Linked DNA regions of Mus musculus: all the other regions are linked to region 1. Evidence: chromatin loops called from intact Hi-C (ENCODE). Cell type or tissue: heart. All regions are shown on one strand.

Region 1 (4,000 bases):
TAATTCCATCCTATCATTCAGGAATGCTAGGGTAGATTTTGTCACCATGCCTGCAAGGAGAGACAAATGAATAAAATGTTCAGACTTTCTCTTAATATTTATACTCAAAGAAACCGTCTCATCCCTATGATAAGTCAGCATGTATTTCTTGAATAACTGCTGCTTCTGCAGGCTCGTGCTCAGGGCCTCCACTTCTCCCTGAGGCCTCCCTTCACCAAATGGAGCGTGTGCATAGCCCCTCGGGACTGTCAGTGCCAAGCTTAGGGTGGGGTTAAAGGCTAGCCGAATGACAACAGCTAGCAGGTCTGGTAAGCCACTCATCTACAGGCATCTGTAGATGGATGGGTGTCCAAAGGTCCTTAGAGGGTGTCATGATCTGCTCTGGGTCTATGAGTGGGAAAAACAGTATCTGCATTCCTTTTGGGCTGGAGTAAGAAATCCTAGGGGATGCTTCAGGGCTTGGGCTTTAAACTCAAATCAGGTGGTTTAAACTGTTGGAAACACTTGAAGAACTGGACCTCCTGTGAGGCTACTCAGATGGCTCAGCAGGTAAAGGTACCTATCAGGACGGACTACCCACTTGGTAGAAGGAGAGGACCATTTTGCAATAGTTGCCGCCTAACCTCATGCACACCTGTATACTGTATGCACATGCACATGTACACATTAGAACAGAGGCCTGCACCTTTAAGCCGAATCCCATAACATGAAGACATCAGGCTACACTTGAGCATCGTTAAGCTGTTTTAGCTATGGCCTATTTCATGACTGGTCCTGGCTCCACCATGTACTTGGTCAGGCATGCAGTGGTGAACTAAGTAACGTGGTGTGAAACTTCCTAACAGGTTATAAAGAGATTTCTCATTTGGGGGGTTTTCTCAAGTAGGTGACCTGAAGGCTGCTCCCTAAAGACATCCCTCTGTCCCCCACCTTCCATCCCTCTCCTGGGGACTGAGCAGTTGCTCTTGCCTGGCCTCTCTGCCTCATTCCATCCCTTTATGAAGGCCTCTCCAGGCTTTAAAGGAAAGCCTGACCTTCAAGGCCACATCCTGCTTAGCCCTTCCTGACTGTATTCTTCCTGCCTAATACCCTCCCCTTCTACTCCCAGGCCTGGTCATAGCCTGGAAGCCATTCCATTCAAATAAACTTCATTAAAGAAATTGGTGTCAGCCTCCTTTTGTGAAGATTACAGCTTACTCTAGTTTTATTTAAAGGCTTGCACACACCCCACACACAAATGTTAAAAAGGAAACCAGGTGGGGCTTCCTGACCCTTAGGGGTTTGTGGGAATAGCTAGAGAGTCTCAATTCGGATGGCCTTACACATTGAGGGTGGGCAGCACAGGTTTTCTGGCTTCAGATTCCGGCCTGGGAAGGGGGACCCTGAGGCCTCCTGGGGTGCCTGTCTCAGGTCAGTGCATTTTGTCTTGCTTCACCTAGCCACACCCCCACCTGTGGGGAGGGAACCCCGACGGCGCGACGTCACGTCGGGGGCGGGGCGGGGTTACCGAGGAGCGGGACGGGCGTCTCTTAGGCGGACGCTAGCTGCGAGGAAGGGTGGACTAGACCCTCGGGCGGTGAGAGGACGCGGGCGCGTGGGGAGGGCCTCGTTGAGGGGATGAGGACGGACGGGCGGGCGGGAGGAGGGCCGCGCTGAGGAGAAGCTAGCGGGCGGAAGAGAGGACCCGGCGGAGGGGACGCCGGCGGGCGGGCAGGCGAGGACCGCCCACGTTCCGAGCTGGAGCCTTGGCGCCGACAAGGCCCCGCCCGGGACCTGAGCGTGTCCCCGCGGGGCGGTAGTGCGGTGGCCGCGGCCCGCGAGTGTCGCTGGCGTCAAAGCCGAGCGCTCTCACCTTTCCCTGCTGCGTCCGTGGGAAACAACCTGGGAGGAGCGGCTTTCTTTCTCGCCCGCCACCCGAGGGCCTGCTTGGGGACTGTGGGCCCCGCAGTGGCCGGGACTGGCTGACCTAACGGAGCCTCCGCGGAAGATGTGGCTTCGCGGGGAGATTGGCGTGACCTAGGGAGGAGAACCTTAGGGTTTTGTGACTTTCTCTAGGTCTGAGCGGCAGCGCTGAAGTATGTGCGGGCGAACGTCCTGTCACTTGCCCAGAGAGGTTCTCACCAGGGCCTGCGCCTATCAGGATCGGCAGGGCCGGCGGCGGCTCCCGCAGTGGAGGGACCCCGACAAGTACTGCCCCTCCTACAACAAGAGCCCGCAGTCCAGCAGCCCCGTGCTGCTCTCCAGACTGCACTTTGAGAAGGTAAGGAGTGTGTCAGCACCATCGGAGCTTCTGGGCCAGCATCGCCGTGGCCATCTGACTCGTGACCCATGTGCCGCCATCTGCCCAGCCTCCGGAATGACCCGAAAAGCAGCCTTTACAGATACATTAAGGCCCTAATCCCTCTGGGTCTCTGCAAGAAATAAGTCAGCATTCTTCAGGGTCAGTTAAACTGTTTGAATGTATGCCCAAATTATGTGAACCTCATATCTGAATACATTTAAGAATTCTTTTGAGACAGAGTCTTAACTATGAATGTAGCCCTGGCGGTCCTGGAACTCCCTATAGAGGCCCAGCTGACCTCAGATTTTCAGCAAATCTGCCTGTCTCCAGAATCCTGTATTACAGGTGTGTACACTCTGACACGCTTGACTCTCTCTCTCTCTCTCTCTCTTTTTTTTTTTAAGATCGCATTTTTCAAGTATTACTGATTTATCAGCGTCATCTGTCCTTATATTAAAAACAAAAAAGCAAAAACCCAAGTGTGGTGTCACACACCTTTCATCCCAGCACTTAGGAGGCCGGAGGAAGGCAGATCTCTGAGTTGGAGGCTAGTCAAGGCTGCATAGTAAAACTGTGTCTCAAAAAACTGATTTGTGGAGCTTACAGAGCTTGCAGCCTGGCTCAGTGGGTGAGAACACTTGCTGCCTGTTAGGAGAGAACCAGCTCTTGCAAGCTGCCTTCTGATTCCACTCCCAGTCTGTGGCATTCACGCAAGAGAGTAGACACATACACACGAATAGATGTAAAGAAAAAATCAGTGTGTCTGGGGCTAGTGATATTACTCGGAGATACAGAACATATGTCATATACTCATAGCCTTGGGGTCAGTCTTAGCACACATAAAATATTTTTGATTTTTTTAAAATTTAACAATTTATTTATGTGTATTAATGTTTTACCTGCTGTATGTATGGATGTGCATCAGGCGTGTACCTAGTGCCCTTGGAAGTCAGAGCTTCAGATCCCCTGGAACTGAAGTTACCAAAGACTACCATGTGAGTGCTTGCAATTGAACCCAGGTCCTCTGCAAGTGCAGCAAGTAGCCTTAACTGCTGAACAGACCAGGGTCCCTAGTTCAGTGGATGGATCTTGGGGAGCAGAAATGGGAAGGTGGAGTCCCTAGCAAACATAGCCCCTCCTTTGGGTCATTTGAGTTTGCCCGTGTAATGTTTGACTGCACATCTATAATACGATTTGTTTAGATTGCTAGGGTTTCTTAATCTGGTAAATATTTGATACATTTTTTTTTTCAAATCTACAAATTCTAAAATAAAATTAGGAACATTTCAGCCGTTCAACTGCCAGCATATATGAATAGGTAGCAATATTTGTATCTGAAACCACTGATTTGCAAAGTACTTCCTCTTTTTTTTCTTTCCATCTACCACAGTGCCACCAGCTGTTCTAACTCCAGAGTCAGACCTGTAGAGGAAAAGATGACTAATACTGAGCAATACTTTCAGTATCTCGGGTTCTCGGCCACTTTGTATGCATTGCCCTCGTGTTTGGGGTTGCTCTGTGCAGTGATGAAAACACTCAGAGGTGACCAGTAGAACTGTCAACCAAAACGTCACTGACATTTAAAAGTATTTTATATTTTTTTTATGTGCATAGATGTTTTGCTGAATGAATGTCTGTGTACCACATGTACACATGTACAGTGCCTGTGGAGGCCAGAAGAAGGCACCTTTGAGCCCGCCCCCCCCACACACACACACA
Region 2 (4,000 bases), 84 kb after region 1:
GTGACCCACCCAGTACTCTGAGGGTCCCTTCTGATCTAGGGGACCCACTGACTACAACTCCCATGGTGAGACCCCATCTCCCACCTCCATCAGAAGGGAGAGTAGAGGCTCTGAGGGTGTGTGTGCTGACCTTTCCTGCAGGAAGGAGATTGCTCCCTTGAAAATCCGTCATTCCTAAAAGACTGCGAACTGCACCTCAAGAAACCCAGCAAGGAACAGATAGTCTTCCCAAGGAAGAAGGTGTGAAGAGGGTAGATTCCCCACTAGGAATCTGTGAATCTGCCAGATAGAGCTGCCTTCCGTCAGTCCTGGCTCTTGGGCACTTCAGCTGGGCTGTGAGTAATAGCTAAGTGGACAACCTGGGGGAAGTCTGGTTGTGGCTTCCTGTGCCAAGTCTGCAGGCAAAAGTTGGAGTTGTCTTCTTTTGACCTGAGAAAGGGATGCCAACATTGCTCTGAGTTCAAGGTAGGCTGTCTGGAATTGAGAAGCTGCTGGGTGAACTAGGATGGAAAGCATTGTCTCCAAGGAGGGACTCATCACGGCTGATGCCAACGATGTCTGCCATCTTGGCCTTCCTTGTAGCTCTCAAGAGGTATGAATGTTCCTGTGTGAACGCTGACACAGGGGCTGTGGTGGCAGGAACAGGGTTAGCCGTAGCTAGACTGTGTGTGCATGAAGTGTCCTCTCCACACACATTCCTTCCTCTAATCCAGGCCTCCCCCACGTCGGGGGTGCGCATCTGTTGGCCTTGCAGCAGACACCATGTTGGCTGTGAGGCCCTGTGGGGGAAGGCTTGCCTAAACACACATGAGGCCTGGTTCCTATCCTCAGCACTTGCAATAAATAGTCGGTGGGGAAAAGAGAAAGGAGCCTTCAACGCACATGGTTTTCCAGGTGCCAATAACAGCTAGTGGCAAAAGGGGATCGGCTTGCTGGGGTTTACTTCGGAGTTGTTCTTGAATGTTAGGTCTCATAAGAAGGAATTCATTAAGGCCACAGAGCATTTAAAAGGACATATGCGGCAAATATTCTGGAAGCTAGAGAAGGTAGCCATGCCCATGTTTTTATTTTTTTATTTTTATTTTTTAATTTTTTTTATTTTTTAAATTTTTTCATAGTCTTTATTCTTACAAACCCTTGTGTCGAGGGCTGACTTTCTTTTTTTTTTTTTTTTTTTAAAGATTTATTTATTTATTATGTGTAAGTACACTATAGCTGTCTTCAGACACTCCAGAAGAGGGTGTCAGATTTCGTTATGGATGGTTGTGAACCACCATGTGGTTGCTGGGATTTGAACTCAGGACCTTCAGAAGAGCAGTCAGTGCTCTTAACCGCTGAGCCATCTCACCAGCCCCGAGGGCTGACTTTCAATAGATCACAGCGAGGGAGCGGCTCTGCTACGTACGAAACCCTGACCCAGAAGCAGGTCGTCTACGAATGGTTTAGTGCCAGATTCCACACGAACGTGCGTTCATGCCCATGTTTTAAGAATGTTCTGCAGAGGGAGACAGGATTTGGAGGACATTCCAGTGTATCTTTTGTCCTTTAGATGGGTAATCAGCAAAGGCTCTCCCAGATTCTCCTTACCACCTGACATCTCTTGGTCCCTAAGAAGGGGACACTGGTTAACAAACCGCACAGCTGTGCGCAGGCTTTATGGCTTGAGAGGTCAGACTGGCTTCTTACTGGAAGAAGCGTAAGAGGCGAATTCCTATGTTCCCTAAGTATGTCAAAAATTTTTCCCAGCTGGGAGTGGTGGCGCATGCCTTTAATCCCAACACTTGGGAGGCAGAGGCAGGCAGATCAGGAGTTCAAGGCCAGCCTGGTCTACAGAGTGAGTTCCAGGACAGCCAGGTTCTACTCAGGTTTGGGGGGAGGGGGTGTATATGTCTGCAAGTGACTGCATTGGTAGATGTTTGGGTCCAGAACAAGCAGATCAATACTGGCTCTTGGGCGCCCCCTAGTGTATCAATAGGTAATGAGCTGGCGCCTATCCACCACCTCTCTCTGCATTAGGTTCTTTAGCCAGCTGTGGCTGTGAGGTCATGTGAGGCTGGAGCAGAGCACCCATCACATAGGCAAATGGGGCTTCTGGTTCTGGTTTTTCCAGAGCTTGTGTGGTCTATTAAAGGAGAACAATGGGACATAATAGGGTCTGAGCCATGGGTAAGATATAGACCTCACTAGCTGCTCTCTGCTGACAGATTGGGAAAGAGAGGCTGCCAATCTGACCCAGAGCAATCTATTCCAAGAAAGGTTAAGATCAGCTGTGCCTCAAACACCGGGCAGAATTAGATCTTCAGGAACTCAACTGTCTCCTTTTCCTTTTGTCAGGAGGCATGGCCCCAGGATCCCCTGGTATGTTTTCCTTGCAGAAACCCAGACCCACTTACATCCACAGAGCATCCACAGCAGTCTCAAGACATCACAGGGTATTACAGACTTTTAGTCACCTAGGCCTAGCCAAAGTATAGTCTAGACATTGGTAGAGACAGATACCATGTCAGTTTGAACCTTCGTGACCATGGATGAACTGGAGTTTAGAAACTTCCCAATGCACGACTCAGTAGGTACGATTCATCTGGGCAAAATGAGGGGGCCAGGTACTTAGGGTGCAGCCAGAACTCAGTGAGTTTCCTGCTCATTGCAATCTGCCAGTTCAGTCTTAGAGAAAAATGCTTTTTGTGTGTACATTAAGTTGTCATGGGCTGCTTGAGCACAATGAGCTGGCTCTGGAGAGGGCCTTCCTACTTCACACCCAACCATATTTTGTCTCAAAATGTCTTCAACAGCCCAAATCAATCTGGCTTGTGATAGGGAGAAAGGAAAACAGCAAAATAACCAGAGTAAAGGCCACGGTTTTGTTTCCAGTGGCTAAGAAAAAGATCCACACTAGGGTAGGTAGTCTAGGGATCACCCCCTTGCCTCTGAGCACCAAGAGTCCCATGAACATACAGAATGTCCCCACATAGCTTGATCTTTGAGAGAAAAAGACAGACAGCAGCTGTTCTTTGTTCTTGTTAAATTTTATTGGCATCACGTTCGTCTCTTTACAGAAGAACTCAGCCTACACCCTAGAATGTAGACCTCTGAAGGGGAAGTGCTCCAGGAAGCAAGCCATGATGCAGGGCAGGACCTCGGGAAGGGACAGAACTGCCAGGGCTCAACCCAAGAGACGGTGGGTTAGTGCTGGGCCACACTTGGGTGGGTGGGAAAGGAGGAGGGTCTGCTAACCTACAGGTACCACAACCCTGAAAGGAGCGCCTTCTAGAACAAAGGTAGAGTCACTGGGACAGGTCTGGTGGGTTCTCCTTTCCTCTTTGAGTAGGATAGTGACAAAAGGGCATCATAAAGTGTTGAATATAAGGAAAAAAAACAGAAAGGGAGAAAATGAGAATTTTAATTCTTGAAGTAACAGCAATTTATCCATTGTATACACTACTATATTAAGCAAATCAACCTTTTGGAAAATTTAGACACAGAAGGGAACTGTCTAGTTCAGTTTTCCCTTCAGAGAGATGAAAAGCTTTTTGGCTCTTAAGTCTGTGATAAAAGGCGTACATAATTCTTGTGTCTACTGTACAGAATACTGCCGCTAGCTGGACTTCCAAACTTGAGTCTCTAACACTCTGTAATCCAGACAGGGTTCAACCCTCCACCTTGCACGCCTGCGTTAGAGGACTTAAACACACAATCCAGGAATTCCTTACACTAATTTATACATTTTAATTGGTTGCATATATTAACATGTACTATAAGATTCTTTTCTAAGAAGCATTACATAATAAATGGATACTGTAAAAAGATCTGATTAGTTAAAAGTAACAAGCATTAACAGATACATACAAAACAGCCTGCTCAGAACGGAGCCTGGGCACCAGCCTTCCCACAGGACCTTCAAGGAGGGAGGGGTAAAAGACCACAAGACCGTTAAAAAAAAAATCAGATAATTAGACACAGATGAACTGTGAACAGTTCTCTCACTCTCCAGTGGACAAAA
Region 3 (4,000 bases), 150 kb before region 1:
AAAAAAACAACAACAACAAAGTGCCCAAATGAAGCAATCGGACACAAAAAGTCTGCAAGAAGTTAGTTGAGTTTGTTCTGTTCTGGCCATCTACTGCTGTGCATGGGGCCTCCCCTGAAGTGTGATTAATATCCCATGAGATTCCACTGGGGAAAATCAGGAGTTGGTTGAAGATAGCTTCTTGCTTGGGGTAGGACTCTGTGTCCACTTCCCCCTCAGTGCTGGGACCCCATCTGGAAACTTCTGTCTTCTTAATAAAGGCCTCGTAATTATTTGATTGAAGAGTTCTTGAGAAGTGAAGTCCTAAGTTCTATCCTAACATCAAGAGGGGGGGGGGAACCACTTTTTAACCTATCTACTCTTCCTCCAGAAGGAAATACCTAACTCCTTCGTCGAAGGTGAGCGAGGCTGTCAAGTATGAGCCACACCTGGCAAGCAGAGTGTGGCAGGAGTTGGCGGTGGGAACACAGACTCAGCCACAGGGCTTGCTGGTCCTTGCTCTCCTGGACCATGTGTGCTAAGCACACCCAGTCAGCCCTGTCCAGACAGCCTTGAGTCATCCAGCCATCAGCTCAGGAGTGCATCTCTGAAGTGATGCCACCAGCCCCAGTTAAAACTTCCAGGGACCATTAGTAGCTCACGGGCAATTCCCCTAGGCTCTTCCCAGGGTCACCAGCCACCACCAGGTGCTTCATTCAGGTGTGGGCTGCATATAAAAGGACTGCCCGCCACTCCAGCTTGCTCTCTCTGCTCCCACATATTCCCGCCAGTCTTTCCTGTTTCTTGTCCTCCTCTGTGTCCCCTCCTCTTCTCTGCCCTCATGGCTCTGCTCCTGTCTGCCTGCCCATCTACTTTGTCTATTCATCTGCTTCTACCCCTTCTTCAGACCCTCACTCCCCTCCCTTTACCTAAATAAACCCCCTTATACCAGATCTGTTGCATGGCATAATTCCTCAGGGAGGCACTTGGGCATGGGCCCGTCAGGTACTCCCTCCCCGCCGCATTATATCTCATAACAGTGACAACTGCAGCCCTTCTGAGATCCTGCCTGCAATGTCTAGAACTTTCTCCAGCAAAGACGAGCGTTTCTGACCTACAAAAACCACCAATAAAAACAAATGAATGTTTTGGAGAAGCCGCTGTGTTTGCAGGGTGGTGTATTACGCTGCATGAGTAAATAACAAACACGTTCCCATGGTAAACCCATGCTTCGTTAACATACACGGTGGGGTAGGAGGCCTGGCCAGTGATCCCTAAACAAGTTAAAAGCAGGAAGCCAGCTGAAGGGCACTCATAAGCAAAAAGGTATTGGGAGAAGAGCGTTCCTGCTCAGGCCTGATGCTTCCAGTCCACATCAGATACAATACACCCAGGCCAGAGGCTGAGCTGAGATAAGGCTCAGATGCAGGGGTCAGGCAGCAGCAAGGCTGGAAGATAATAGACAAGGGAGGCCTGTGAGCTCTGAAGCTCCAGAGGCCCACCCCATGCATACCCAGTGCTCTGCCACTTAGAAAACATAACTCAAAGATGATGATGATAATAATAATAATAATACCCAGAGCTTGAAAAGCCAGTGTAGGGGCCCTTGGATAGAAGGGTGAGAGTGATGTATTGGATACTGAATTGAGGAACAGGGCAGGGAAAGCGGTGATTCCACAGCAGGTCAGGGAAACACACAACAGTGTGAGAACAGACGTCCTGTTTGCCCATTCTGACTCTTTCTAGAAGTGCTTCTCTGCAATTTTGGAATTGTACTAAGTGTTTGTAACTTGTTAAAAATGTTTTCTGGGAAATTCTAACCAATGTCCTTCTTTCACCTTCTGGCAAAAATATTCCATTGACCTTAAATTGCTTTTCTCTCCTGACACTCAACTAAGAGGAAGTAATTCTACATTGTCGCCACTAGGTGGAGAACTCACTCACTGGATGAAAGTACAGAGAGCAAGGTGACCAGCTCTCCCAGCCTGAAGTAGGAGTTCAAGTTCAACCCAAGAGGGCCTTAGGACAGTCCCTTAGAGTCTGCTCTATTTTTAAACTTATACATGTATACATTTGTAAATTTATATATTTTACTATTTTTGTTTTTTTGGAGGTGTGTCTTAATCAGGGTTTTACTGCTGTGAATAGACACCATGACCAAGGCAACTCCTTTAAGGACATTTAATTGGGCTGGCTTACAGGTTCAGAGGTTCAGTCCATTATCAAGGCAGGAACATGGCAGTATCCAGGCAGGCATGGTGCAGGAGATGAGAGTTCTACATCTTCATCTGAAGGCTGCTAGCATAATACTGACTTCCAGGCAGCGAAGAGCCCATATCCACAGTGACAGACACACATACTCCAACAAGGCCACACCTACTCCAACAAAGCCACACCTCCAAATAGTGCCATTTCCTGGGCCAAGCATATACAAACCATCACAAGGTGGGTCTTGCTATGTAATTCAGAGGGTCTTCAATTCCCAACCCTCCTGTCTCAACTTCCTGAGTTCTGTGATTATAGATATGCCTAGTTTTCTCTGAACTGAACACATTCCCTCGGAGACCGAGGCTTGTGAGACTCAGGAGGTGCGCAAACATCACATCCCTGAGAAAGCAGAGAAGTGAAAGGTTCGTTTGGAGATTGGGTCTCCCAGTGCTGGTCAGGCTGAGATCACCCACCTCCAACTCACAGAGATCTGCCTGGCTCTGCCTCCCAAATGCTGAGATCACCCACCCCAGCTTGCTTGCTTGCTTTTCTTTTTTTTTTCTTTTTTTTTTTTTTTTTTTTTTTTTTTTTTTTTTTGTTAGTAGAAATATTTTATTGGTGAGACCCCACCATCTGCACAAAGTGGTCCTGGAATCAAGCTCCTTCCTCCTTGGCAATGCGATCTTTCTTGAGTGGTCCCATAAATGCTTTCTTCTCCTCCATGGTCTGGAAGCAACCATGGCCAAATTTGGAGGTGGTGTCAATGAACTTCAGGTCAATCTTCTCCAGGGCCCGACGTTTGGTCTGAACAAGCAAGGACTTACGCAGAGTAAGTACTCGCTTCTTGGTCCCCACCACACAGCCTTTGAGCATGATGAAGTCATTGGTCACCTCACCATAATGGACAAAGCTACCCAGTGGGTTGATGCTCTTGTCAGACAAGTCATAGTCAGTAGATGCATTGTTCTTGATCAGTTTGCCATCCTTGATGAGGTAGCCTTGACCAATCTTGTAAATCTTCTTGTTAATCTCTGTTCGGTGATGGTAGCCTTTCTGCCCAGTTCGAGCCACAGAAAAGGCGACACGGGCAGGGTGCCAGGCTCCAATACAGGCAACTTTGCGCAAACCTCGATGGGTCTTTCGGGGCAGTTTCTTTGTATGCCAACGACTGGTTACCCCTTTGTACCCTTTGCCTTTTGTCACGCCAATGACATCAATCATCTCATCCTGCCCAAACACCTGGTTCACAGGAACCTGCTGCTCCAGCCTCTCTCGGGCCCAGTCGAGCTTCTCAGCCACAGTGCCTCCATTCACCTGGATCTCCATCAAGTGTGCCTTCTTCTGGCGTAGAGGAAGCAGATGCATCTGAGTGTGGGCAATGATGCGGATGACCTGGCAGTACTTCTTCATGCTGTTGAAGTCCTTCTCCAGCTGCTTCTTGCCTGTGTCATCCTGCCATTTCTTACAGTACTTGGTGAAAGCCTTCTTCTTAGACTTGTGCCAGTTCTTATAGAAGCGCCTTTTACACTCATCGTTGATGTGCTCAGCAAATACAGTCTTGAAGGTCCGGAGGCCTCGTGGGGTCTCAACATATCCCACAATGCCCACAACCACCATTGGGGGAGTTTCCACAATGGTCACAGCCTCCACGACTTCTTTCTTGTTCACCTTAGATCCTGGCCTGTCAACTTCCCGGACGATGTGGGTCATGCCAGCCTTGTAACCCAGAAAGGCTGTGAGGTGAACGGGCTTGGAAGCGTCATCCTTAGGGAAGCTCTTCACTTTCCCACGATGCCTGCTGCTGCGCTTGCGA
Region 4 (4,000 bases), 68 kb after region 1:
GTCTGCTTCATGATCACACCTGCCAAGAAACACTGGTCCCTTCCCACCCTCAAGACACTGCCAAGACCCAAAAAGGTGATACAGGGAAAGAGCACCATGTAACCCTCCCCTAACTCGGGTTCCATCTCACCCTACTTGTATGTGTACATACTGTTCAGAACCTTCCTAGTCTTCCATTTGGTAAAACTGTCCATTATGTTGCACTAGATCCTGAGGTTTAATTTCCAACATGTAGAAATCTTTTATCTTTTATATGCTGGACACTGCAGCAACCCAAGACTGGGAACCCACTTTTACAAGAGTTCTCCACTGGGCAGCTGTCTCTGGGCACATCTGTCCCACCTCTGGCAGCGCCTGCTAGTTGTCTAGCTGGTCTTAATGACCCTCGACTCCCCCGCAGGAACCCCAAGCAGCCTCCAGCGCCCACAAGACAACGACAATGGTCAAGGTTGGAACCGTTTATTGCGCCCCAGGAAGGCAGCGGGCGGAGCAAGGCGCCACACAACCCAAGCGCCTGGTGGCCATCAGCGGGCACAGTAGGCAGGCGCCACCAGGCCATTGGCGCCGCCGGGCCGGTAACCATGGCGACGGCCGTTGCCAAGGGTGAGAGCCAATGGGGGCGTCGCCAGGGCCGTTTCAAAAACCTAAAGCAAACAGAACGCAGCATCGCTGGGGGAGGGGCGGGGGAGGGGACAGGGATCAGGGACCTGGGCCAGGCGGAACCCTACGGAACCGGTACACCGAGGGTGGGGGGGGCGGATAGGGATAGAGACAGATGGAAAACTCGACGATGTCGCCAGACCGTAGGGGCGTCACTTGCGGCCCTTGGGCACCTTGGGCACGCTGGGTTTGGCCGCCTTCTTCACTTTCTTCGCGCTGGCAGCAGCCGCCGCCTTCTTGCTCTTGTGCGCGCGCCGCTCCGGCTGCGGCCTGGCGGGCGTTCTGTCCGCCGCCGCCGTGCGCGCCTTGGGCGCGGGGCTGCTGGCCGCCGAAGCTCCGCGCCGCTCCGCGCCGCCCTCCAGCTTCTTGCGGTTCAGCTTGAAGGATCCGTTGGCGCCGGTGCCCTTCACCTGCAGTAGCGTATCGTTCTGCACCAGCGCCCGGATAGAGTACTTGAGGTAGGTGCGCCCGTTCTGCTGGTCGAACCATGCCACCTTCCTGGCCTCAGCGTAGATGCGCGCCAGAGACGAGCCGCCGCGCTCCCCCAGCTTGCGGATGGTCTCCACCACCAGCTGGCTGTACTTGCCTGGCTGGTTCTTCTTGCGGTTCTTCCTTCTCTTGGGCTGCGTGGGCGCCGCAGAGCCGCCGGCCTTGGCCGTCTTGCGGGCCGTCCCGTCGGCGCTCGTTGGCGGCAGGGCCTCCTCAAGCTCCACCGACATGGTGGCCAGCGGGTTGGCGGCAGGCGGCGCGCGGTAGCCGGGGGGCCGCGCCGGGAAGAGGAAGGCGAGGGGCCGCGGCGGCGCCGGGGGACTGGGGGCGCGCGGCGGCTCCAGGCGGGAGCGGCCGCGGCCGGGCCTGGGACCAGGCGGCAGGGCTGAGGTGCGGGCGGGGGCCGGGCCGGCCGCGGCGGGGCTGGGGGGGTGGGATGCGGAGAGGAGCCTGCGGGGAGCGCGGCAGCACTGCGCGGGCTCCGGAGCTCTGGGCGTGCGCGCTACGCTCTGGCGGAGAGCGCGCCCCGCTCCGCTTTTATTTCCCCGTGGCGGACCACGTTGAGAACAACAACAGCCTGGGCCCAGTCCAGCGCCAACTTGTGCTTCTTGGAGCGCCTTCCGCGGCCACTGGCTCCTCCGCCCGCGGCTCCCGGGCGCGGCTGCACCCTCAGCAGTGTGCCCTGGACAGCATCCGAGCCCGCTGCGCTGCGCAGAGGCGGCCTGCGCCTAGGACGGGCTCAGCGGAGCGGCTCAGAGGTGTGTACCCCAGGCTATAGGAGCATGGAGGAGGGGGGCGCTCGATTTGCAAAGGATTAGCACGGGCCCCGGGCGAGACCCCAAGACCGAGAACTTTGCAGGCGGCAGACAAGAGTGCTCCTCAGGCACCTGAGTTGGTTCTGGGCCCAGGGGACCACAGCCCTGCCCGCAGGAAGGGCATTAATTTGTCCCAACTAACACAGGGTACGCCCTCACGCGGCCGACAGGAGCAAGGCAAAGCCCGAGAGCGTGCTGGGGCGGGGGTCTTCTCAGAATCCTAAGGGGAACCAACAGAAGGGAATTGCCCTGAGGTTGCACGCCTGGCATCTCAAAGATGAGTCAGTGCAGGCACGACCACAAGGGCCTCTCCCTAGACACTTCCTCACCACTCTCTGGCCCCAAGTACCCCATTTTGTGATGCTTAAGTAGCCGTCCCTGGACCCCTCAGAATTAGATGGGGGCTCCAGGATGGAAAAGTGTAAGGTTACCCTTAAGGCATTTCCCTTAGAGGGTGTGGCAGGGGATTTGGCTTTTGAGGATCCTGCCGGCTTTGGGGGATCGAATACTGCATCACTTGGTGCGGGAGGACTTGAAGGAGGTGGTGGTACAGAGAAGGACCTGAAAGCCTGGGAAGTAGTCCAACGGTGGAGAGAGGGCTGTGCAGGCAATGGCCAGCCTGCGGAGGACATAGTAGACACCACTAAAGCGTCCAGGCCAGCTTTGTTCCAATAGGTAAGCAGTTCCCTGGCCTCTTGGGTGAAAAGAGGGAGTGACTGCCTGTAGATCAAGAAGGCCCAGATTCTCAGCCTTTCAAACTCAGTACTCGTGGGTGTGCCAGCCTCCCCGCACCCCACGACCTCATCCCCATCAAAGGAAGGATCGTCAGGAAGTGGCCAGGGTTTAGCAGAGCCCAGAGCCCAAGTCATCCTCTTGTGACTCGTTCTCAGGAGGAGGGCCAAGGGGCCTGTGAGTTTTGAGGGACAGCGGGCTATAGGGTGCAGGCTCTCCTGGACTCACTACCCTCTTTTTCTTTAAACCCCTTCCGTGGGCTGATGACACTCACTCCTATCTCCAGCTACCAGGAGCCCGCTGCTGCTGCTGCTGCTGCTGCTGCTGCGTACCCTGCGTGCTGGAATGCCATGCTGCCCTCAGGCTCAGGCAGAAGCTTCAATCAGGACAGATGTTGTTCACCAGACTGGTGTCTGTTGGTCCAGTCAATCTGAGGTAAGACAGACAAAGCAATGTGAGAATCTAGTTTGTCTTTCTTGTTAAGAGTCAGGAAACTTCAATACAATCGATAAGCCCAAAATTACCCACAGAGATGCTGTTTTTTCCTAAGGCATGTAAACATCAAATGAACTGTAATTAATTACGCAAGAATGCTTAGAACATCGAGTTGTTACCTTATTAGCCCTTCCCTAACATCTAAGACTGCATCCCATAAAAACATTATTTCATTCACAAAAGGAAAATTTAAGATTTTAAAAAGTGAGCTAGTGCATATATTTCACTAAACTTTTAATCTTTGCTTGCACTTTAATGACGTGGAAACTTAAAGAGTTCTTTGGTTGAATGGGGTTTGCAAACGTGAAGGAACGTTTAGCTGAAGTGGACACAGGAAAAGGATGTTCTGCTCAACCAAGCACATGAAAGGACACGTGATGAGGGAGTCTTTGCTAACGACACGCATGCATTGGTCCGAGTTACACTGTGGAGTTGCACTGCGTTTGTTGGACTCCATAGAAAAACACAACAACAAAACTTGTGGTGGTGTGCTGCGGCTTCTTGCCACATCCGCAGACTAGGGCTCATGCGCAGAGTGATGTCAGCTGAGACAGATAGGTGCTGAGGCAAGACCTATGGGTGAGATGTGATGTTTGGATGTATAAATAGAATATAACTAGGACTCGATGGACAGTGGCAGAGGCTGACCTGATCTTCTCTTCCCTGAGAGGGGCACAGCCAAGAACTTCCTGGCCATTTCTCCTTGGTCCCTCCTGCTGACTCCAGCCAAGGCCAAGGCCTGGCTGTCTCTGCTAGGTAGTACCACTGCTGCTGATTGGTGTTTGCTATCCCAACTACTGAGCTGGACT
Region 5 (4,000 bases), 600 kb after region 1:
CAGACGGGGAAGCAGGCGGGTGGGCTCCAACAAGCACTGGCTCGTGCAAACTGTCAGGTCAGAACCTGAAGTCCTCTGGGTCTAGTCACTCCTGGAAAGACACAGAATTGGACCCCATGGGTGGTGTGAATTTGAAGTTCAGACCCTGCAGAGGCAGCTGGGGAGCTCACATTCCTCCTCTTTCTCTCAAGAACACAGCCTTTCCAACGTGCCATCTTATCACACAAGAACTCAGCACCTAACGAGGGGGAAGCAACACCATTCCACAGGAATCAGAGGCAAGCAGTGGAGTGAATGTGTACACGGACTATCTACTGTGCTGATGATGGACACCAGACACAGGGCCTCATGCCTGCCGCTAGCCACTTTCCCAGCCCAGGTAATGAAACTGTTAGAAAACAAAAAGGATACACATTTTTCAAGACTACTTTAAATGAGCAAGCCTCGTCTCCTGGTCAATTTAAAAGCAAAACATCCAAAGCTTTTCATCTAAGTCCTAAATCATCTGCCTCTGAAGCAGCTGCAAACTCACACTCATTCAGTACCATGATTTGCCCCCTTTCCTGCACGGCTCCCAAGTCACACTCCAGGCCCCTCCCCTACTGCCAAGGCCACTTATCTGCCCACCTGACTCACCGGAACCTTTACATTTACAACCTACCTACCATCCACAGGCACTATATTATATATTTCCCATCTCCCTTGTTCTGCCAGGCCAAGGTCACAGGTCTATGAAGAAAGAATGTAAAGCGTGGGACTTGGGTTTCTTGGCCCTCGAGCCAGAATCTCTGCACTGAGGTGGAACAGATAAAGTTCTGAACATCATCCTGGCAAAGGCAGCAAGGGTACTGCAAGGCATTTGCATAGAACTATGGAAAGTAAAAACTAAATTAGAAGCACAAAGTATCCATGTGAATGCCAACTACAAATGCCAGATGTGAATATATGACAGTCTGAAAAAAAAAAAAAAACCCAAAATACCAAAAAAAACAAAACAAAACAAAAAAAACCCCAAAACCAAAACCAAAAAAAACACCAAAAACCAAACCAGGAACACAAAGTAGATTTACTGTTTTCTGAGCCCATGGGCCTGGACTTTCCTTCACCGGGCACTCTCACACTAGGAACATTTATTCTTGGGCCGAAGCTGCCTGCCACAGAAATTCTGATTAAGATTCACATTAAGCATTAAGGTGCTACAGTTCTCTCCTTCCTTGTTTTAGAGCACCTGCTGTCAATGGCAGCAGACTTCACTAGTGCATGTAAACTCGATGCTGGGGCAGCATACATTCAAATAAAAACCACAAACACGTTCATATCGATTACACGACTCGATTTTTCCTTTGGAAACCAGATACCGAAGTCACCTCCCACACGAAACAAACACCCCATCATCTGCTCCTGCTGGAGGTGAAGAACGGAGGGTAACTCAATCTGGGATCCTAACTGAGGTCTTAATCAATCACTGCTCAGACCCACTTTCGGACTAGGCAAACCTGAGGCTTTGTTAACCACTATCCACTAAAGATGCTCCTAACGAGACAAGGTGTTGGGAGAATTCCCACACAACCGGGTCACCTTTCAACGGCTCCCGTGAGTATCCCAGCACACACAGCTACACTCCAGAGGGGCAGTTTTCACTCGGTGTGCTGAGGCCATTTTTAATTGTACTGTAAACTCCCAGCGCCCAATTTTGCAAGTCTTCTTTGACCACCATCTGGGGACTTACCTTTCTCTCTGGCTTCTGAATTTCCGGCAAGATGACACAGAATGGCTTGATGACTTCCAGAAATTTGACTTTGATGGAAGAAACAGAAAGAGAAGGAGTTAGGTACGGAGTAACTTGAGGGCACCTGAGGGAGCCCGGCACGATGAGAGCCGGGCGTGGGCGTGCGGGGACCCAGAAGGCTCGGTCTAGGGGCGCGGGAACGAGTCCCCCAGGCAGGCCGCGTTCCGCCAGGATCGGGAAGCACGGCGGGCGAGCGCCCAAACGGGGAAAGGCGACGCATCCTGGCTGCGCCGGGGTGGCCCCCAGGAAACTCACTCGCCATGGCGGCGGCTGATCCGACTACACGCCCGGCCCCGACTGCGCTCCACTTCGAGTGAGGAGGCGCTGCTAGCTCCGGAGCGCGCTTCCTCGACCGAGAGACACGTCAGTGATAGCCCGGCGGCGAGCGGCGCGGCGAGGCGGGGCCGGGGATGGGCCACCGGCCGCTTCCGCTTCCTGCCACGCGCGCCCGCCGCGCCGCCTGCGCCAAGACCACAACTCCCGGCATGCAGCAGGAGCAGAGAGGCTGTCGGGAAGACGACTGTCGGGCCACACCGGAACTGGGCGTGTGCAGCTGCGCAGACTCTCCCGGAAGTGAGGGCCAAATCAGCCCTTGTTACTAGTGGACGCTTCGTGGTGGTGTTGGCCCTACGAAGCAGGCGATTCGGCTTTCCGTGTCGGTGGCCCTCAGTACCAGTGATAGCATGTCGCGACCCAGTAGGCCTCAGCTGCTGCTCGTCACGCACGACAGAGCAGCAGTGTGCTGAATCCTACCCTGCATGGCTTACCCTACCCTACAATACCCTCCTGGGTGCTGTAGGCTGCCTCCAAGGATGTCTGAGCTCATGCATTTGAGGACGTTCGGCAAAGGCCGGGTCTGGCGGCTCTGGGTGGGCTTTGGCGCAGCGCATTCCAAGAAGGCCTTTGGAACTGGAGAGTTAGGAGAGATGAAGAAACCGAGCCAAGCCTTGCAGCCCCATATCTTCAGGGAAAAGAATACATCTGGGCTGGAGGAAAGGGTGTGCGAAGGGGACTGGGCAAGGTGGGGCAACATGAAACTTACTCTTTAGTGGGATCTCTGATCTCAGTGCTGTGTGCTGTCTGAAATCGACTTCTTGCTGTGCACCCTGAGTGCTGAGTTTCATGCAGCCAAGTCCTGACTTCAACGGAGAGGTTTGCTGTGGCCACGTCCTTAGAAACATTCTAGACAGCCAGCCCCATGTCATTGATAGGACATTTATATTTAATTTGGCATTAAGTTGCATGTGCGTACACAAATATAGATGGGTTTAGGGGAAAGCACTAAGTCAATATACTTAGCACAATGTGAGGTTTTTGTTTTCGATTCTTTAAGCTAGGTCTCTAGGTAGCCCTCGATACCACTATGTAGACTAGGCTGGCTTCAGATTCACAGAGATCCCACCTGACTGCTCTGAGTGCTGGGACTAGCCGTGCATGTGCCACCACAGCAGGCCACAATGTGAGGTTTTTGAAACAGAGGTGCAGTGTTTTTGCATGTACACATTTTAAAGATTTAATTATTAAATATTAGAGACAGATGCCTAAAGAGACAATAAAATCTAAATGAAGTTTTGATTAAGTATTTCTTTGAGATTTATTTTTATTGTTTCTGTGCTCACGTAAGTATGATAACAGGTGCCCTTTGAAGGTAGAAGAGGGAGCCACCTGTCATGGGTATTGAGAACTGAACTCAGGTCCTCTGGAAGAAAAGCAAGCGATCTTAACCGCTGAGCCATCTCTCTGAACCCCTGACAATGGTATTTTAAAATGCAATAAACATGAATTGTCTTAGTCTTCAGGACAATGAAGAAGTTAAAATAGTAATGGATTCCAGACCTCCACTTGGTTTGATACTCACAAAATCTGTATTTTACAAAACGAAGTTCTGGAATAAAAATTGGAGCATCTTATGTTGGCATAGGCTATAAAAAGTTGAGTACAAAAGTTTTGTTGAAAAGTGAAAGTAGGTGGCCAGAGAGGTGGCTCAGCAGTTAGGACGACCCAGGTTCAAGTCCCAGCACACACACTCAGCACAGCTCACAGCCGTCTGTAATTTCTTCTTTTCTTTTTTAAAGGTTTATTTACTTAATATATATAATGAGTATGGGCATCAGATCTCATTATGGATGGTTGTGAGCCACCATGTGGTTGTTGGACCTTTGGAAGAGCAGTCAGCGCTCTTACCTGCTGAGCCATCTCTCCAGGCCCCAC
Region 6 (4,000 bases), 190 kb after region 1:
GATAGCTTCATAGGTCTCTAAGGCTCTGGCTTACTTTATATCAGGGCAGACTGAGCACTGGGCCAGGGCTGTTTTGGTTGAAAACACAGCCAGAGTTTGGTATGAGAAAGCCAGGAGCATATTGTAATCCAGGTCAAAGATGATACCCAGATGTGGGGGTTGGTGTTGGGTGGTTGAGAACGTGCTAGGAAGCATCTGCCTGTTTGCTCCTTCAAGTAACATACAGAGGTCAGGAAGCTGTCACCTGACTGAGTCAGGCTCTCGTGCACCTCCTGCACATCTTAGGTGACTGTTGTAACGTGACCTGGGCCAGCAGACAGATAGAAGCTCACCTTCTGGCTAACACTAATAGATGGCTACGGGCTGCCTGTCTGGCTTATGTACATCTTAGGTTGGTGGCGCTGTCTGATGTGTTTGTACCATCCACTGAGAACAGAGAACTATGGGCCAGTTTTGAGAAACGGGTGGACTGGTTTCTGATACCAATCATGAGACGCCTGAGAGCTCCAAATAGGATGTCCACAGACAGCCCAGAACCTGACAAGGAGATATGTGGTTGGGGATGTCATGTGGTTTATCCAGCACAAAGTTGGTTAGGGAAATGGGATGGAGATTGTGGTGGGTAGGTGTGCCCATGAAGAATGTAGAATTAGAAGACACCTAGGGCATTCGTGGCAGGATATGGTCTGCTACTTAGAAGGCTGAGGATCACTGAACAAAGAAATTTGAGATCAGAGCAATGTGGAGAGACTCTCTCTTTAAGAAAGCATTTATTGAATGGAAATCAATACTTTTTAATATCTGCAAGCCAACGCTGAGCTCACTTTATTCAAGAATGAATAAACGAGATGAATATACAAAAATGTATGCTTGTTAGAAGAAATATGTCCATCATATGGTACTGAGCAGAAGTCACTGAAACAAAATCAAGACAGAGACTCTCAACAGCAACAGATTCCCAAGGCTGTGTTAGGCCTCATGAGAATTAGTTGCCACTAGAGTAGGCAAATAACTTAGCAGGGAGAGAAGAGACCAGGACTAGTGTTGGGAAGGCAAGAGAAATGTGCTAAAAGACAGGCAAGAGCTATCATGGAACACTGCAAACTGCGCAGGGGTCAAAGCAGGAGACCAGCAATACCTGGGATTTAGGAGTGGGCCAGGCCAGTCATCTGCTGTTGAGTTGGGTACAGAGATCTGCTATGAAATTTGGAGGACTGGGTGTGGTGGCTGTCGCAGGACTGCTACTCTCAGCGCCTGGGAGGTGGGGGATGATGGTGCATAAGGCCTTCAAGGTAAGTCTTAGCTACTTAATGAGATCCAGTCTCAGGGACAACAAAAAGGGGGTGGGGAGGGTGTGTGTGTGGTAAGATCAGGAGACCTATGGGTAGTGAAATCAAGTCTTGCCTCCCTGGCCTTACATAAGACTTTCTTTAAGATGGAGCTTGGTTGACAGTGGGTTAAGGGACTGCCCAAACAGCTACGTGCTCTAGAGTGGGTCTTACGAAGGGCTGAGGCTCCAGCTAATGTTCACAAGGTGATGCTCGCTTCGTGAACTGCCTGTGGTGCGGGTGCCCAGCTCAGCGCCCGGCCCCATAGAAGCCCAGGCCTCTTTTTTTCTGTTTGCTGGAGTATTCAGAAAGAAACATCCACGCCAAATCTCTTTTTGCGCGTGCTCCAGTCGTCCCCTGGTGGCCTAAAGAGGGAACGGGCCGTGGTAGCACACTGGCGCCACCTCAAAAGCCAAGGAGAGGCAGGCACCAATAATGAGATGCGCAAGCGCAGTTGGTGGCTGGCTTCGGACGCCGCCGCGCATGCGTGCGCCCCTCCTGGTTTAAAGGCCTGGTTCTTTCCCTGCCTTCCCTAAAGAAGGTGGATCCACTATATGTCCCGGTTCCAGTATTACCGCGCCTGAGATTCACGAAGTCCTGCTTCAGGAAGTCGAAGGCAAAGGACATGGTTTTGCTGGTGGCCTAGCGGTGGCGCTCTGGCATCCCTGGGCTGGAACAGTGCATCATGTTTTCTACTGTCTCCTTGTCTCCATTCTTGCTGCTCTGGTACCCAGAACCTCAGGCCATTACAGCCCCGTGCTAGCCTGCACTTTAGTTCCTCCAGTAGCAAGAAAAGCCTTGATGCCTCTCTTGGAAGTCCCTGAGGAGCGGAGGAGACCTGGTCTCACATCTCACCAGGTTTTGAACCCTTGAGTGATGCACAGCCTCACTTTGGATCCAGACATGGCAGATGGCTCTAAAACCAGCCCACTGCCTTAGCCCATGTGTCCCAAGGCCACATGGCAGGTGGGCCCATCCCTGGTCAGCCCTGTCTTGGCTCAGAGCACAGTACAGGCCAGGGAAGGTCTGCGGGTTCTGAGCTGCCTCCATTTGTCTTGGAGGCTGACATGGAGAAAACCCCAAAGGCCCAGTAGCCCTCACAGTTTCACCACAAGTATCCTGACCGGGTGTCTGGTGCCGAGCTGATAGTGCAGGCCCCGGCCGCAGCCCTGCCGGAAACCGCGCTGCCAGCGGTTGGGGGCCGCAGGCTGGGACAGGAAGCGCCCAGTGCACCAGAGCCTTCTGCAGACCTGCACTGAGACCAAGCTGCCGCCATGTTGAAGATGGACTCCTGAGGCTGGGCAGAGGCTGTACAGTTCACCTACCTATCACCAGGCTGGGGAGGTGAGAGCATCAAGACAGCCTCTGGCCCCACCTGGTCCCTGCCTCCCCACAACACACACCCCTTCCCCTACAACCCCACCCCCATCCATGCCCTTGACTGTGTCCTCCTAGCCTCTTGCCTCAGTTTACACGTGACCTATGGCTGGTCTAGACCTAAACTAGGGAGCCTTAAAAGGTTAGTACTCAAATGGGAAAAGACAGTGCACAACTTGGAGAGAATTCTGAGGTTCCATTTTCATGTGGTGATGAAGCCAGGGAGAAGGCAAGGTTCCCCTTCTTTTGGCTTCCACTCTTAATGAAGAATCCAGGATTCCCTTAAAAATCAGTGTCTTAGTTGGCTTTAGCCACTATCATGAAAAGCTGCCTGGGTGGCTTATCAACAGGGCTTTACCATCCTACGTCTAGAGAATCCTGAAGGGAGGTGTGGGCATTTGGGTGCGGTGAGACTCCTCTTGGTTATTGGGTGGGCTTTTCACCAAGTCCCTCATGCTGGAGAAGGAAAGAGGAACCTCAGAGACCTTATCAGGTCACTCATCTCATTGATGAAGGTTGTTCTTCCATGAGCTAATCATTATCATCATCACACGCATGCACGCACGCACGCACACACACTCACTCACTCCATTAGGGATTAGGCTAACATGAATTTGGGAGCGTACACACATGACTATGGCAAGAACTGGAGTCTGTTGAAATGCTGATGGGAGGTGGGGGGAGGGAGTGATAGGGAGGGAGAGGTGTTAGAGCCAGGAGAGAAGGAGCCAATGAGAAGAGTCAAAAGAGCAGGGTGGGTGGGATTTTGAAAGGACACTGCCAACCAGCATCCTAGGCTAACCCAGCATCCCACCCCCACCCCCACTACAGCTTTGGCATTAGTCTCTGAAGTGGACTGTGGCTGCATTCTCCTGCTCTCCACTCTTTAGTAGTTGAAACAGAGGCAGAATGTTAGTTTTACTCCAAAAAAAAAAAAATCTTTGTTTTGTATCAGGCACTGTCTCAGGCACCAAGTAGGACACAGCCTCCCGTGACTTGGAGAGGAACCAGATACTACAGGGTGAATCATTTCAGGTTGTGACAGAGACTACTATGTCGGAAATGACAGGGTGGTGTGATGAGCAGAGTTTGTCCCTACCGCCTACTGTCCTTCTTCCTGCCCCCTCTCCCACACATCCATCCCAGCCTCTGGTGACTGCAGAACCTCCTGCCTTGCAATTGACTGACCCAGCATGTCCTCTTCCTCTTAGTTCCCAGCTTCCTCTTCAGAGCCCAACTCCTGCAACCAGCTCTTCTAGCCTCTGCTAAAGGTTCCGACTCTACCTGACAGCCCC
Region 7 (4,000 bases), 170 kb after region 1:
TTTTAAAAAGTGTTCTTGGAGTTGGGATATAGTGATAGTTGCCTATACAATTCCAGCAGTTGGCAGGAGGATCAATAGTTTAAGGTCATCCTAAAGGGAGTGTGAGGCTAGCTTGTGCTACTTGGGGCCCTGTCTCAAAAGAAATCAATTTCCTGTGGGGTTGGGGTGTGGAGCAGTGGTAAAGCACATGCTGAGCTGCACCAGGCTTTGAGTGCAGGTCTGAGAACAACACATACAATTATTCTTTGTAGTGTTATGTTCTCTGTTGGGAATTATTGCTTCAGTCCTAGGAAATAGTTTTTTGTTTTGTTTCATTTTGGTGGGCATTAGGTTAGGCTAGCCAAGGGTCAGTAGAATACATGTATGTTTTCCACAGACTGCACACAGTCTGTCACTCCAGATAACCCCTCAGGAAGCCTCAGCAACCCTTTGGAGTTAACCTGGTTACATGGCTGGTGGCAGTGAAGGCTAGATAATACAGGAGTGTGCCATAGTGGCCACCAGGGCCCTTTCCCCTAAGGCCTTTGCCACTGCGCCCACTCTGATTACATACAGGACTTCTGCTGTTTCCTTATGTTTTCTGCTTACAGATATTTGAATATTAAAAAAAATATTCAGAAAGAAGTTTTTGGACCATTTAGGAAGTGAATGTGGAGATGAGGTCTTTGTGTGTATTTGATTGTTTAGAAAAATGTCTATAAGATGTTTTACAGAACTTATTTTGTACACCAGTTAAGTCTTTGATAGTGTTTCAAGTTAAATCTTATGTTTCAGAGAAAAAAAGTTGATGGGATTGGGATGTGGTTCACTGATAAAGGTATTCACCTGTCCTGGATAGGGCCCTGGGATCCATCCCAGCACCACAGGGTTAGAAACACTTACAGTACAGCCTGTTGATGACTGGAGTTTGCTTGGTGGAGTGATCCACATCTGTAATATCAGTACACTGGTACCTTCAGGTGGGAAACAGAGACAGAAGACTCACCTGGAAGCTTGCAGGCCAGGAAGCTTGGGTATATCATGGCAGAAACAGTGGGAAAGATCCTGTCTCAAAAACAAGGTGGAAGAGAATGACTCCTGACAGTTGTCCTCTTACCTCCACACATGTGCTATGGCGAATATATGTGCACACACATCCCACAATAACAAAAAAGAAATTTTGAAAAGTTACCTTAGTGAAAATATTATAAGATAGTTGATATATTAGTTTCTTTACTACTGCTGTGATAAAACATCTTATGGGAGGTTTACTTGACGCTTACAGTTTCCGACAGAGTCCATGATAGTGAGGCAGAGGTAGCAGGTGGCCAGTAGCTAGAGCATATCCTGACCCACAAGCAGGAAGCCTAGAGCACACTGGGAGTGGCTGGAGTTTTCACCCATGTCTTAGACACACATCCTCCCAGAAGTCAAACTTCCCACTGGGAACCAAGTATTTAAGCATGAACCTTTGGGGGCATTCACAGTCAACTATTAACAGTTGGTTAATAGTTGGCTTAAAATTTAGAACTGCAAACATAAAAAAAGAATAAACTACTCTTCCCCCCCCCCCCTTGTTATAGATAAAGGGAGAAGATGAGGAAGACAACAACCTAGAAGTACGAGAAACCAAAATTAAAGGGAAAAGGTAAGCTAACCAATGTGTTTCTAAGGTGAATGAAACAGATACTTAGGGCAGGGTAGATGGAGATTTCAGAGCATCCCCTAGTTGTCCAGCTTAGAGTTGGCTGCACTGGGGGAGGGACTCCTGTTGGGATGGTACCACATGTAGGATTGATTGAGCTGTCAGCAGAGCTGGCGAGGAAAGGCGAGCACTGCTTACTCAGGACCAGCAGTGAGAGGAGAAGCAGAGCTGATACGTGAAGCCGAGAAGGGGATAACATTGTCCCAGGACAAGATGGAGAGCTTGAAGTGCTGTGGGTTCTCTGTGAAATTGTTCATGTTCTAATCACCGAGAATAAACCCCATGGGAACATTTTAAAAAGCCTTCGAACTTTTACTAATGACTTACTGGGTCTAACAGGAATACATTCATGGCTTAGAAAATTCATTCATTAGTTTACAGGCTATGCCTACTTGTTCATTTGCATGCATGCTACAGCTGATGTGTGGAGGTTAGGGGACAACTTGTAGAAGTGGTTCTCGACCGTGTGAGTCTTGGGGATTGACCTCAGGTAGTCAGACTTGACAGCAGGACCTTTACCCACTGATATATCTCCCTGCCCTAAGCATTTTTTTTTTTTTAAAGAAAAGTTTTGTTACTTGAGACAGGATTTCTTTTTAAAATTAGTTGATTTTGTGTGTGGTTGGGTGCTTTGCTAGTATAGATGGTTGCATACATCTTGCATGCAGTGCCCTTGGAGGTCAGAAGAGGGCATCATATCCCCTTGAAACTGGAGTTGTAGTTGTGTGCAGCTTTGTGAGTGCTGGGAATCAAATCTGTCAGCCAGCACTCACATTGCCGAGCCCTCTCTCTGCTCTCCCAGTTTCCCTCCCTCCCTCCCTCCCTCCCTCCCTCCCTCCCTCCCTCCCTTCCTTCTTTCTTTCTTTTTTAAAGATTTATTCTTTTATGTTATGAGTACACTGTTGCTGTCTTCAGACACCCCAGAAGAGGGCATTAGATCCTGTTACAGATGGTTATGAGCCACCATGTGGTTGCTGGGAATTGAACTCAGGACCTCTGGAAAAGCAGTCAATGCTCTTAACAACTGAGCCATCTCTTCAGCCCCTCCCAGGGTCTTCAGACAGTCCTAATGTAGCTCTGGCTGACCTCATTCTCCCTCTGTCACTAACGGCTCTTGAAGCCCTCGTTTTTCAGTGCTGGGATTAGAGATCTGTCACTTGATTGTCTTTGGTAGTCCTTACACTCTTGCTATTAAAACCTGAGGTGAGCATCTGGACATCTGTCTTTAAAGACTTACGTTAATATTTTAAAGGTGGTAACTTTTATCTTGAGCATAAAATTTACTGTGACTTTGAATATCTCTGTTTTCAGTATCTTTAATCTTTTTTTTTTTTTTTTTTTTTTTTTTTGAGACAAGGTCTATGCAGCCTTGGCTGGCCTAGAGTTTGCATTATAGACCATGCTGGCTTAGAACTCACAGGGATCTGCTTGCCTCTGTCTTTTGAATACTAAGGTTAAAGGTGTGTGCCACCATGCCTAGCCAGTGTTATAAATTTTAATTCTCTTTCTTCCTCCAGTGGGAGATTTTTCACGGTCAAGCTCCCAGTTGCTCTTGATCCTGGGTCCAAGATCTCGGTCGTTGTGGAAACTGTCTACACCCATGTGCTTCATCCGTATCCGACTCAGATAACTCAGTCAGAGAAACAGTTCGTCGTGTTTGAGGGCAACCATTATTTCTACTCTCCCTATCCAACAAAGACCCAGACCATGCGAGTGAAACTGGCGTCCCGAAATGTGGAAAGCTATACCAAGCTGGGGAACCCCTCGAGATCTGAGGACGTCCTTGATTATGGGCCTTTTAAAGACATCCCTGCCTACAGTCAGGTAGGTTTCAGAGACCATCTCACCGCCATGCTTGGATGGGATATGCTAAGTCGCATTCTGACACTCCTCTGAACCTATCTTGAAGTGACTCTTACTCCCGTTAACTTCTTGAGAACTGAGTTTAGAGGCTGGCAAGTGAGCATCATGGGAGAAGGCAGTGAGCTATTCTGGGTAGGTTAGTGATGGACAAGAGAGACACTGGGGTGGCTGTGTACCAGAGGCTGAGGTAAGAACCTTGGGTTTGGGACTGAGGAAGAGAAAGCAATTCATGATTAAAATTTTGTTGTGGGGTCAGGTGGTATAGTGGTATATGCCCTCATTCCCAGTACTCTGGAGGCAGAGACTGGGGGAGTCTCTTGAGTTTGAGGCCAGTCTGGTCTACCTAGAGTACCAGGCTAGCCAGGGACACTCAGTGAGACCCTGTGTCAAAACAGAAAACAACAAACAACTCACTCAGCAGTTAGGCTGCTGCTCTTGGAGAGGACTTGGGCT

The links. A loop is a pair of places that touch in the nucleus more often than their neighbours do. Peaks named below come from ENCODE experiments on the same cell type or tissue, not always from the same donor. Only the 100,000 strongest peaks of a DNase experiment are listed, where the experiment ranks them.
Region 2: a loop joins it to region 1, with 2.3 times the contacts of the local background. A loop is called at or near these places in 34 of 42 quality-filtered maps.
Region 3: it touches region 1 in a loop (2.3-fold over the local background); 2 of 42 quality-filtered maps call a loop at or near these places.
Region 4: a loop joins it to region 1, with 1.9 times the contacts of the local background. A loop is called at or near these places in 34 of 42 quality-filtered maps.
Region 5: a loop joins it to region 1, with 2.8 times the contacts of the local background. A loop is called at or near these places in 2 of 42 quality-filtered maps.
Region 6: it touches region 1 in a loop (3.0-fold over the local background); 15 of 42 quality-filtered maps call a loop at or near these places.
Region 7: it touches region 1 in a loop (2.3-fold over the local background); 23 of 42 quality-filtered maps call a loop at or near these places.

Annotation. Positions count from the first base shown.
Region 1 is chr6:87,912,436-87,916,435 of GRCm38, forward strand. Copg1 (coatomer protein complex, subunit gamma 1) reads left to right here. Exons shown (of 24, transcript NM_017477.2): 24 at 1-1,160. It overlaps Hmces (5-hydroxymethylcytosine (hmC) binding, ES cell specific), which reads left to right and starts at 1,541. Exons shown (of 7, transcript NM_173737.2): 1 at 1,541-1,576; 2 at 2,056-2,260. The coding sequence starts at 2,078. In heart, no CTCF peak of the experiment used is centred here; DNase peaks (open chromatin) are centred at 1,606 and 2,076; H3K4me3 peaks cover 1,673 bases; H3K27ac peaks cover 1,351 bases.
Region 2 is chr6:87,996,101-88,000,100 of GRCm38, forward strand. It overlaps Rab7 (RAB7, member RAS oncogene family), which reads right to left. Exons shown (of 6, transcript NM_009005.3): 6 at 3,006-4,000. Among named protein-coding and RNA genes, the nearest start is that of Gm34872, 6.9 kb to the right of the region's middle. In heart, a CTCF peak has its summit at 1,966 (motif pointing left); a DNase peak (open chromatin) is centred at 1,961.
Region 3 is chr6:87,762,152-87,766,151 of GRCm38, forward strand. It overlaps a transcript of Efcc1 not described here and the pseudogene Gm5879. Among named protein-coding and RNA genes, the nearest start is that of Gm34414, 14 kb to the left of the region's middle. In heart, a CTCF peak has its summit at 1,899 (motif pointing right); no DNase peak of the experiment used is centred here; H3K27ac peaks cover 1,411 bases.
Region 4 is chr6:87,979,978-87,983,977 of GRCm38, forward strand. H1f10 (H1.10 linker histone) reads right to left here and starts at 1,505. Exons shown (of 1, transcript NM_198622.1): 1 at 444-1,505. The coding sequence starts at 1,379. The coding sequence ends at 813. Gm5577 (predicted gene 5577) reads left to right here and starts at 1,706. Exons shown (of 2, transcript NR_026990.1): 1 at 1,706-1,907; 2 at 2,983-4,000. In heart, CTCF peaks have their summits at 514 and 2,127; DNase peaks (open chromatin) are centred at 633, 1,914 and 2,024; H3K4me3 peaks cover 2,534 bases; H3K27ac peaks cover 2,756 bases.
Region 5 is chr6:88,516,642-88,520,641 of GRCm38, forward strand. It overlaps Sec61a1 (Sec61 alpha 1 subunit (S. cerevisiae)), which reads right to left and starts at 2,159. Exons shown (of 12, transcript NM_016906.4): 1 at 2,045-2,159; 2 at 1,730-1,797. The coding sequence starts at 2,051. In heart, a CTCF peak has its summit at 2,395; a DNase peak (open chromatin) is centred at 2,270; H3K4me3 peaks cover 3,292 bases; H3K27ac peaks cover 2,885 bases.
Region 6 is chr6:88,104,447-88,108,446 of GRCm38, forward strand. It overlaps Rpn1 (ribophorin I), which reads left to right. Exons shown (of 10, transcript NM_133933.4): 10 at 1-858. Among named protein-coding and RNA genes, the nearest start is that of Mir6376, 2.2 kb to the left of the region's middle. In heart, a CTCF peak has its summit at 1,695; a DNase peak (open chromatin) is centred at 1,775; H3K4me3 peaks cover 1,015 bases; H3K27ac peaks cover 1,437 bases.
Region 7 is chr6:88,086,788-88,090,787 of GRCm38, forward strand. It overlaps Rpn1 (ribophorin I), which reads left to right. Exons shown (of 10, transcript NM_133933.4): 2 at 1,563-1,627; 3 at 3,202-3,508. Among named protein-coding and RNA genes, the nearest start is that of Rpn1, 4.3 kb to the left of the region's middle. In heart, a CTCF peak has its summit at 2,360 (motif pointing right); no DNase peak of the experiment used is centred here.